Regions from separate parts of the Homo sapiens genome. Here region 1 is linked to region 2. The links are chromatin loops, found by intact Hi-C in ENCODE. Cell type or tissue: transverse colon. All regions are shown on one strand. Links, peaks and the distances in the headings refer to the core of each region. The heading gives the core; the rest is flanking DNA.

What was found. A loop is a pair of places that touch in the nucleus more often than their neighbours do. Peaks named below come from ENCODE experiments on the same cell type or tissue, not always from the same donor. Only the 100,000 strongest peaks of a DNase experiment are listed, where the experiment ranks them.
Region 1: a loop joins it to region 2, with 5 times the contacts of the local background. A loop is called at or near these places in 2 of 110 quality-filtered maps.

What each region holds. Positions count from the first base shown.
Region 1 is chr17:22,130,135-22,135,537 of GRCh38, reverse strand. It overlaps the pseudogene UBBP4. Among named protein-coding and RNA genes, the nearest start is that of LINC02002, 130 kb to the left of the region's middle. In transverse colon, for the core only: no CTCF peak of the experiment used is centred there; a DNase peak (open chromatin) is centred at 2,346.
Region 2 is chr17:22,192,135-22,197,537 of GRCh38, reverse strand. It overlaps the pseudogene UBBP4. Among named protein-coding and RNA genes, the nearest start is that of LINC02002, 72 kb to the left of the region's middle. In transverse colon, for the core only: no CTCF peak of the experiment used is centred there; no DNase peak of the experiment used is centred there.

The sequences.
Region 1 (5,403 bases), core at 60-5,059, 62 kb after region 2:
GATTTAAATGGTGAGAAAGAGACAGACGTTAGAAGACAAGAGATTTAGACAAAGATTATCTAGGGCAGAGGCTCTAAAGCAAGGACGAATGACAAGAATGTTTAAAGGAAAGATCAAAGAGCAATGTGGAAATGATAGTGTATAAGTTATCAGCAAAGGTGTTAAGCACTCTACAGAGCCTCACTGGCTTGTACCTAAGTAGAAGATAGGTAAAACTTTTCTACTCAAGAACACTTGAGTTGATAATTTATGACAAACAGTCAATGACAAAGCAGGGTGCAAACTATTTTGGTAAAATATCAGATAGTAAAAGTTTTAGGCTTCATTGGCCAAAAGGCAAAATTGAGGATATCATATGTCTGCTTATATATCAAACAAGAAGACACATTTCCATATTTTTGTTGACCAAAATAAAAAAATAATAATTAGACTTATGAATCTACTGATAAAAACAATTGAATTCTTTACTGGGAAACAGCATTTTGCTTAATTGAGATTCAGGGTTTATTTTACCTATCATCAAAATTGATTGCAAATGCTTATCTGTTAATACTCATCTATAATGAAATTTTACATATTTTATCTTTGAATTTTTTTTTTTTTTTTTTACATGGAGTCTGACTCTGTTGCCCAGGCTGGAGTACCGTGGCGCAATTTCAGCTCACTACAGCCTCTGCCTCCCGGGTTCCAGTAATTCTCCTGCCTCAGCTTCCAGAGCAGCTGAGATTACAGGCATGCACCACTAAGCCCAGGTAATTTTAGTGTTTTTAGTAGAGACGGGGCTACACCATGCTGGCCAGGCTGGTGTCGAACTCCTGACCTCAGGTGATCCACCTACCTTGGCCTCCCAAAGTGCTAGGATTACAGGAATGAGCCACTGTGCCCAGCCTGATACTGTTTTTAACAGAGAGATACCGCCAAATATTGATATCAGTTCATAAGCATATTATTTTAATTGAACACACAAAACATTTGGAAGGCATTCTACCAGATTCTTCCCTTGATATTTGCCTTTTAGCATATCATTATATTATTATATTGCAAGAGTTGTCACTTCCAGTTAAAGGTGAGGTAGGAGTTTCTCAATTGTATAATTACATTCACTTTGAAATATTAAACTTTCTTTTATAGCTACATCAATTTTCAAGTACCAGTCCTGAAATTGTAGTTTGAACTCAGAGAAAATACATTTTACTGCAAATTTGCATGGGAATGAAGAACTACCTTTTTGTTATAGCTTATGAAAGCACAGAGAGAATGTATAGCAGATTGGCATTTTGCTAAATGATTTATTGTTTAGTTGTTGAAATTACATTATAGTAGTCAACAATTTTCATATAAGCACTATTTTGCTTTGTAATTTTTGAATTAATTTTGATAAATACCTACAAATGTTTACACTAAAAGCTAATTTCAAAGCCTTTCAATGAAGTGATTGGGGTGATTCTTCTTTAGAAAAATTTCAATCATGTCGATCTGTCCAAATAATTAGTATAAAATGTTACCACTGCTAAATGATCTAATTATTATGCAGGTAGGTTAGGATTCTTCAATTTTCCATAAAAATATTTATAGAATTGACAATGGTTACACAGACAAGAATGAATGAAGTTCACGTGATTAGGAGATTCAGACTTTTTTTCAACTATATGCTGGTAATAGGGAATGACAAAAGATTTTATATACCTTGCATTTTCACATACTATAAATTTTTCCAATTATGTACTTTTTGATGCACATACATTTTTACCACCAATATTTGTAAACCATCTTAGCAGATTCCATTTCCGGATGTACGAAATTAGTTTTAACTTGACATATTTGAAAAAATTCAAGTGAGAATATTTTCACTTGAATTTTTTCCTTGTAGACTACAAAGAGAAATTAATTCTTCAAATACTTCAAACTGGTCATTAACCTACTGAAAAATCGATCACAGTTGAAGAGTGTTAATAATACCTCTCAACTCAACAAGTACCATGGGCCACCACCCTAAGTCATATCCTTTACTTTTATTTAAAATAATTATATAATATTCTGCTCTAAATTTCATCTTGAATGAATTCGATAGCTATTCTTGTATACTTGGCATATGTCATGCTCCTTTGTTTTTCAACATTGAAATTTCATTTATATCTCGAAAATAAGACTTACCTATGAGGTTAAGGGACTTATATATTGTTAGTTAAGAAAGTCATTTTTAGAAAAATTCCACTGGGCTCGGTGGCTCATGCCTGTAATCCCAGCACTTTGGGAGGCAGAGGCGGGTGGATTATGAGGTCAGGAGTTCAAGACTAGCATGGACAAAATGGTGAAACCCCATCTCTTCTAAAAATACAAAAATTAGCCAGGCGTGGTGGCAGGCACCTCTAATCCCAGCTACTTGAGAGGCTGAGGCAGAGAATTGTGTCAACCTGGGAGGCAGAGGTTTCAGTGAGCCAAGACTGTGCCACTGCATTCCAGCCTGGGTGACAGAGTGAGACTCCATCTCAAAAAAAAAAAAAAAAAAAAAAAAAAAAATCCACATTCTTAAAATCCAGGGCAAGTTCCTCTGCTTTAAATTTGGCCATTTGATTCTTTCATATGGGACTTTGTAGCTGGGGCAAGTGATTCAGTGGTTTAGAAATAGTTTGAATTTTATTAATGAGTATAGACATTGTATATAGGATTTTTTTTTTTTTTTTTTGATGCAGAGTCTTGCTCTTACAACCCAGGCTGGAGTGTAGTTGCGCCATCTCAGCTCACTGCAACCTCCTCCTCTCGGGTTCAAGCAATTCTCCTGCCTCAGCCTCCCAAGTAGCTTGGAGTACAGGGCGCGCCACCACTCCCAGATAATTTTTTTGTATTTTTAGTGGAGACAAGGTTTCACCACATTGGACAGGATGGTCTCCATCTCCTGACTTCATGATCTGCCCACCTCAGCCTCCCAAAGTGCTGGGATTACAGGAGTGAGCCACCGCGCCTGGCCTGTATATCAAATTTTTGAAGGAATCTCTATTCTTTTTTAGATATTTTCGAGAAACAGCCTTTGGTACTAATGTAAGTATCATGGAACCCATGTAACCAGAATATTTATTTCTCTCAGTCAGTATGACATTATCTGATCCACAAAGTATAAAGACAGGCATTACTAGTAGCCCTTCATCATCAAGTCCACTTAGAGAACCCTATCATAGTCTCTTAAAATTGACTATAATTGTTTTAAGGGAAAGAGAAAAAAGTTCTAGCAGGGCTTCTGTTTTATTCTGCAGAGTGTGTTTATTCCAAAAAGGGATGTTACTAAAGTAGGATAAGAATATAAATGTTTCCCATGGAGAGATTTTGTATAGAACATCTTCACTGCTCACTTTGGTATAGAGGAGTAAGTCACAAGGTTAGGACCTATACCAATAAATAAACAATGGCAAATAAATGCACTTGATTCATGTGACATTCACAGATAATAGCCTAAGTTGCATTTTTGTCTTCTGTAAAATAACCATAATTATTGTAAAGAAAACCATCTTCCAGCTTTAAAAAATGTGTCTCTCAGGGCCCATTGTAGCCAAGAATGCTAGGAGACATAGTTATACCAATGAAATATAAACAAAAAGCGCTGGATAAGCATTTTTAGAATACTCTTTTAAATATACCTAATTGACTGGCATGTACTATTTTTCCCAGGTCTAGAAAATAGGTGCAATATTTAAGTGGAAGAGCCTTTCTCAGACTATGAAGCAACAAACTGCAGTCAAATGGTGGTTGAATATAATTTTATGGAGAGTGTAAGGGTTTTATACTCATGGAACTGTTCTAAATATACTGGCATACTTTCACTTAAGAAAAATAAAATGTCAAATTCATTTAAACCATGTTTTATTTAGATTTAATTTTACTTACAGCTCTTTTATCATATGGACAGTAGGATAGATCTGACTTAATATGACACATAGAATAATTTGGATTTATTTTCTTCACCGTTTTTTTTTTTTTTTGAGACGGAGTCTCACTCTGTCGCCAGGCTGGAGTGCAGTGGCACTATATCGGCTCACTGCAACCTCTGACTCCCCGGTTCAAGTGATTCTCCTGCCTCAGCCTCCCAAGTTTCTGGGATTACAGGCACGCGCCACCACACCCAGTTAATTTTTCTATTTTTAGTAGAGACGGGGATTCACCATTTTGGCCAGGATGATCTCGATCTCCTGACCTTGTGATCCACCCACCTCAGCCTCACAAAGTGCTGGGATTACAGGTGTGAGCCACCACACCCAGCTTTCTTCACCCTTTTGCTTTCTGCCATGGCATTATGCATCAAGAAGGCCCTTAAAAGTTTTACCAGCCCTTTCACCTTGGATTTCCTGGTCTGTAGACTGGTGAGAAATAAATTTATGTGCTTTATAATTTACATAGTCTCAGGTATTCCGTTATAGCAGCACAAAATGAATACATGCATAGACAATGATAAATAATAACAAATGTTTTGAAAGCTGTTTATTTTTTGGAGGGGGATCAGCTACTGTACCTATGACATCACAAAAATAATTACAGATTGATTACAAAACAGTTGTGGAACATTACTTCAGAGGTCATAAACCTTAGAATTGTATGGGTAATTAAAACTAGTCTGATTTTCCAAATTAGGATATTTTAATGGCTTTTAGTATATTAATTAACTTTTGAAAAGGCTATGTTTTAATATTATATAAAAAGATTACAATTGGAAAAATGCTCAACAGGATAAAATGCTACCATGTTTTTCAAATAATCATCTGTTTCTTTCCAGGGCCATACAGCTCCATCATAGTAATCCCCAGCCCAAAATAAGTAGCCAGTGAGTCACTAAGAAAAACTGGAGTACTAAGGCTGCCTATTGGGAGATGATCAATCTATCAACAAGAACTTCTTATCTTGTTGAAAGTCATTGACATTTAATGAGATATGACATAATGATATTCCACCAAATACAGTAAAATTTGACAGATTAATCTGGGGAATTTGACATCTTAGTAATGATGATTTTTTTCATCCCATCTGTTATAATTAATTACCATATATTGTGTAATACAAATTTATATGTACTGCTTTATCTGCCTTTTACAAGTTTCAAGAAGTAATATTTACATACTGAGTTCTAAGGAATTTTATTTATATTAGTATTTTCGTATGTGCTCATTAAATTTTTATGTCCAAAGCGTCTTTTATGTTATTTTACTGTTGTTACTAATGTCTATAGTGATAAGAATATGGCTGAATAATAAGGCCTATGATACTAATTTTTTAATAAGATATGACCAGCACATGATTACTTATCCAAATATATCATGGGTTTTTGAAACAATATATATACTTTAGTTTGGAAGGGCTGTGATACGGTTTGGCTCTGTGTCCCCACCCAAATCTCATCTCGAATTGTATCCCCATGTG
Region 2 (5,403 bases), core at 307-5,306:
ATTCATCAAGGTCAGTGTGAACGAAAAAAATATTAAAGCAGCTACAGAAAAGGGTTAGGTCACTTACAAAGGGAACCCCATCAGACTACAGCAGACCTTTCAGCAGAAACTCTGCCACCCAGAAGAGATTGGGAATCTATATTTAGCATTTGTAAAGAAAAAAATCCAACCAAGAGTTTCAGATCCTGCCAAACTAAGCTTCAAAAGTGAAGCGGAAATAAAATCCTTTTCGGATTTGCAAATGCCAAGGGAATTCATTACCACCAGACCAGCCTTGCAAGACGTCCTTAAGAAACCCATTATATCAACCACACTCCCAAACCACATCGCAATAAAATAGAAATTTATACCAAGAATCTCTTTCAAAACCATATAATTACATGCTAATTAAACAACCTGCTCCTGAACGACTTTGGGGAAAATTTAAATTAAGGCAGAAATGAAAAAAAATATTTGAAACAAATGAAAACAAAGATGCAACATACCAAAATCTTTGGGACACAGCTAAGCCATGTTAATTTGGAAGGTTATAGTGGAAAACACCCATGTGAAAAAGTTAGAGATCTGAAATTGACATCCTAAAATCACACCTAGGGAGACGAAAATAACCAGTAGCATATTAAAAAGCTAATCCAGCAGCTTTATTCCTGGAATGCTAGGTTGTTGCAATATATAAAAATTAATAAATGAGATTTATTATAGAAATAAAAATAAAAACCACATGATTATCTCAAAAGACATAAAAAGGACTTTTGATAAAATTCAAAAACACTTAATATTAAATACCCTCAAAAAACTAGGCATTAAAGGAACATATCTCAAAATAATAAGAGCTATCTATGGCAAATCCACAGCCAACCCCATACAGAATGGGCAAAAACTGGAAACACTCCTCCTGAGAACTGGAATAAGACAAGGATGTCCACTCTAACCACTCCTATTCAATATAGTACTAGAAATTCTAAACACAGCAATCAGGCAAGAGCAAGAAATAAAAGATATCCAAATAGGAAAAGAAGAATTCAAACTCTCTTTGCTAATGACATGATTCTATTGCAAAATGCTAAAGAGTCTACCAAAAGGCTCCTAGAATTGATAATCAATATAAGTAAAGTTTCAGGATACAAAATCGATGTGTAAAAATAAGTAGCATTTCCATACACCAACAACATCTATGCTAAGAGTTAAGAGTGAAATCAAGAACACAATTCCACTTACAATGGACTCAAAGAAAATGAAATACCTAGGAATACAGCTAACCAAGGAGGTGAAAGATCTCTACAAGGAGAACTACGAAACGCTGCTGAAAGAAATCAGAGGTAACACAAATAAATAGAAAAAACATTCCATGCTCATTGATTGGAAGAATCAATATCATAAAAATGGCCACGGTGCCTAAAGCAATTTGCATTGCTATTCCTATCAAACTACCAATGTCATTATACACGGAATTAGAAAAAAATGATTTTAAAATTCATAAGGCACTAGAAAAGAGCCCAAATAACCAAAACAATGCTAAGCCAAAAGAACAAAGCCAGAAGCATCACATTACTCGACATTACATCATATTATAAAGCCACGGTAACCAAAATAGCTTGATGTTGCTACAAAAATAGACACACAAACGAATGGAACAGAATAGAAAAATCAGAAATAAAGCCACACACCTATAACCATCTGATCTTCAACGAGGCTAACAAAAACAAGCAATGGGGAAAGGACTCCCTTTTCAATAAATGATGCTGAGGTAACTGGAATTCAATCGCACACATGTTATAAAGGAGTTTAAAGAGTTACTGAAAATATGTAATAATATAAATAAATTGCTCTCTATTTTTGAAGAGCTAAATCAGGTAATTTTAGTAAATATGAATTTCCAGTTTGAAGACATTGTTTTAAACACAAACATTTGCATCTGTTTCTTCTGAGAGTTAGAAGGGGAAATAATAGCAAAAGTATTTTAAGCAAAGAAAAACCAGCATAATGGTAACTGTCAATTGGCCTTAACAAGTAAAATCCTAAAGAGGCAGTATGGACAGCTGAGCAGCAAAGTGACGTGCACTGTGGAACATTTGCAGGGTTCAGTAATTGGCAACATGAGGTAGGTTAGGAGAAAGGGTGAAAATTGGAAGATTGCTTGAAAGTTGGATTTTCTACTTCAGGCAATCAGAAGAGGCTGTCTTTCATTATCTTAGAAAATTGAAATTTATTACCCATCGAGGTAGAAAAAGTATCTGGACCACAGTGCTTCTGGCCACAGTTCTACCACAATTGAGAGGAAGAATACCACACAAATAGGAAGTAGGGGCAGCTAAAGAGTGAAAGATTTATATTTTCAGAAACCTGATTATTCCCTCAAAAATGACCTGATACATTGGCTCTGGGTATTTTCCAGTAATATTGTCTTGCTAGGTCACCACATGTGCAATCCACAAACAGCATGCATGTGTACAAATTCTCAAATAAGATTTAATGACTCCATCTTAAACATGAGTCAAGATCACAGATACGAAAGGAATGTTCTAATATTAAACAGACAAACTTAAAGAAAGCAACTTGGAAAAAACAGAGACTGTGAAGATAGGTAACTAAAAATAAAATAGAAACAGAAAAAAGCAAAAACTTTCATTACCATTTCAGAGATAAAAGAAATGCTATCATGTCTGTGAAACAAGATTATGGTACTTCATAAATACTCAGAGAACAAAAGAATTTTTTAAATTAAATATATGAGCAGAGAATTGAAATTTAGTAGAAAGACTGAAAGATATTATTGTGACACTCTAAGAACAAAAGTGAAACTTAAAATTGCAAACCAGACCAGAACTTTTGTAGACCATATATATGTATGTAATATAGACAAATTATACATGATAAATATATGTATATTGATATATGCTTATATATAACTATATATAAAATTTGTCTGTTAAAGTGTAAAGAAAAGCACAATAATACTATACTTAATTTTAGCAACCAGTGATTCATGAATAAGGCTGCTGTAAACCAAAAGTGGCTGTGCTGAAGGAATGCCAGGGGAAGGCTTTTATACAGAGAACATGGAAGTAAAGTAATGACAATTTTTGAGTCATTAAAGTCAAATATATTAACATTATTATCAATCCAAAAATAGACCAATAAAGCCTTATTTGGTCTATCCTGCTGCAACATTCATAATAACTATAATTAATTGATGGCTTTTGATTGGTTAGCCTTAAATGTTAGTTTTCTTTAATATGGGTATATAAGAGAGATAGCTCAAGTTAAATTATGTTTACAAACCAAGCAAGATTAATATAATATCACTAATGAGGCCTTAATGGGTTTGTCTACTCAGGGGTTCTCCAGTTCTGGTCTCCATTTTACTTTATGCTAACTACATATATGTACACATACATGCACACACGCACACATGTATATACATGTTATACCTATATGTATATGTATACATATACATTGTATAACATAAACATATATATGTATATATAGATACGTTATATACCATAATTTTAATATACATTAATAAAATACCCCTGATGTATATTATATAGAATATAATAATGTAATGCATAATATATATGCATTGATAACATTAATATATATTTTAATATATTATTGAATATATAGTTAATATACCGTAAATTTAATTTAATAATGTAATACTTAAAAAGAACACAGATATAATAGAGAGTAGACAATCATTGAACAAATAATTTAAATTTCTAAGTTGCAAGGCCCCATTGAGAGACAAAAAATGGATGAAAATAGATCCATTCTGGGGCAAATAAGCCTGAAATTTAAGATTACTTGGGAAAAAGAGAATATCCTAGGTGAATTCAAAGCGGAAAAGCTAATATAGTAATGATAAAAAGTTAAATTGACACTGGATTTCTCAACAGCATCTCTGAAGCTGAGAGAGAATGATGCAATGACTTTAACTTCTGAAGCAAATTTGATTTCCAAACTTAAATTATGTCCCATGCTAACAATTATTTGAAAGTTAAGTGTAGATTTCAGATGTACAAGGTCTCAGAAATCTTAACTCCTATGGACTTTAGGAAACTACAGTAGAGCATATAACAAAACAAAGGAGATACCAAGAAAGGAAATAATATGCAATTCTGAACAAAAGGTGATCCAGCACCAAAGTAGGGAATGGATGGAAGCCACGTGACACTGTCAAGATCCTCCTTCAGTACAGGATTATGTGTTACTCCCAGTGCTGGGAGGGCCACCTGCAAACAGCCCTGAGCTGCCAGCCTTTTGAGAGTGCCTTAGCTGAAGGGAGGAGCTGGCCACTCACCGTACCTTGGGATAGCTGTGTACTTTTGTTTATAATCCCTATATTTCTAAATGTCATGCTTATACTCTCATTGCTCCTTGGTTTTTCTGTTTTTGTCATTAAAACAGAGCTAGGGTTGGCTACTGTGTTTTGTTTTTGTAATAGATAAATTTTGTAGATTATTTGATTCTTCAAAATGTATGTATGTTTAAAAATCAAGCTTACAATGTAATGCATTATCGTGATCAAATTGGAGTCACTGGGATATATATCACCTCACACATTTATAATTTATTTTTATTAGAAAAATTCCCATTTCGTTCTTTTAGTTATTTTGAAATATACAATAAACTATTATTAACTATAGTCACCCTATTGTGCCAGAACACTAGGTTGTATTGATTCTATCTAACTTTATTTTTTACCCATTAACCAATGTCTCCTCATCTTCTCCTCCCCACAACCCTTCCAGCCTCTGGAAACCACTATTCTATTCTTTATTCAAGATTTTAACCTTCTTAGCTTTCACATGTAAGTGAGACCATGCAATATTATAAAGTTAAAATAAAAAATTAAATAACTTATATCAAACAGGTATAAAAATGGTGACCTAAATGAAATAAGTCATGAGGTAAAAGGCATTTTCATCCCTTTTGCATTACTAAAAAGGGTGGCTATTCTAAACATCACTAAGAGTAAAGACATTTCCTGATATAAAGATGTTTCCAGAGTTTACTAAGTAGAAAAAAATTTATTGCTTCATACCTGCTTTACATATTTACAGTTTTCATAATCATTAATCTGATATATAAGAAATGAGTTACTTGCCTAAAAAAACTGTAGACAGTTTTGTTGAAACAGCAGCATAGCATATTATTTGTAGCAACTCTACAATATGGTAATAATTTTATTATTCCTTTACTCTTCTTGATGATATAAAACACTTTTTGGTGAGTATATGCTCCTCTAGAAAATCAAACACATATAACTATACAATTATGATAATAGTTTCAGAGACTAAACTTTTTATTATAGATGAAGAAAAACTCCTTAAATTATAAAGCTAGGTAACTGACAAATGTTTTACAGACTAAATAAAATACCTTTGAAGAATTTATTTA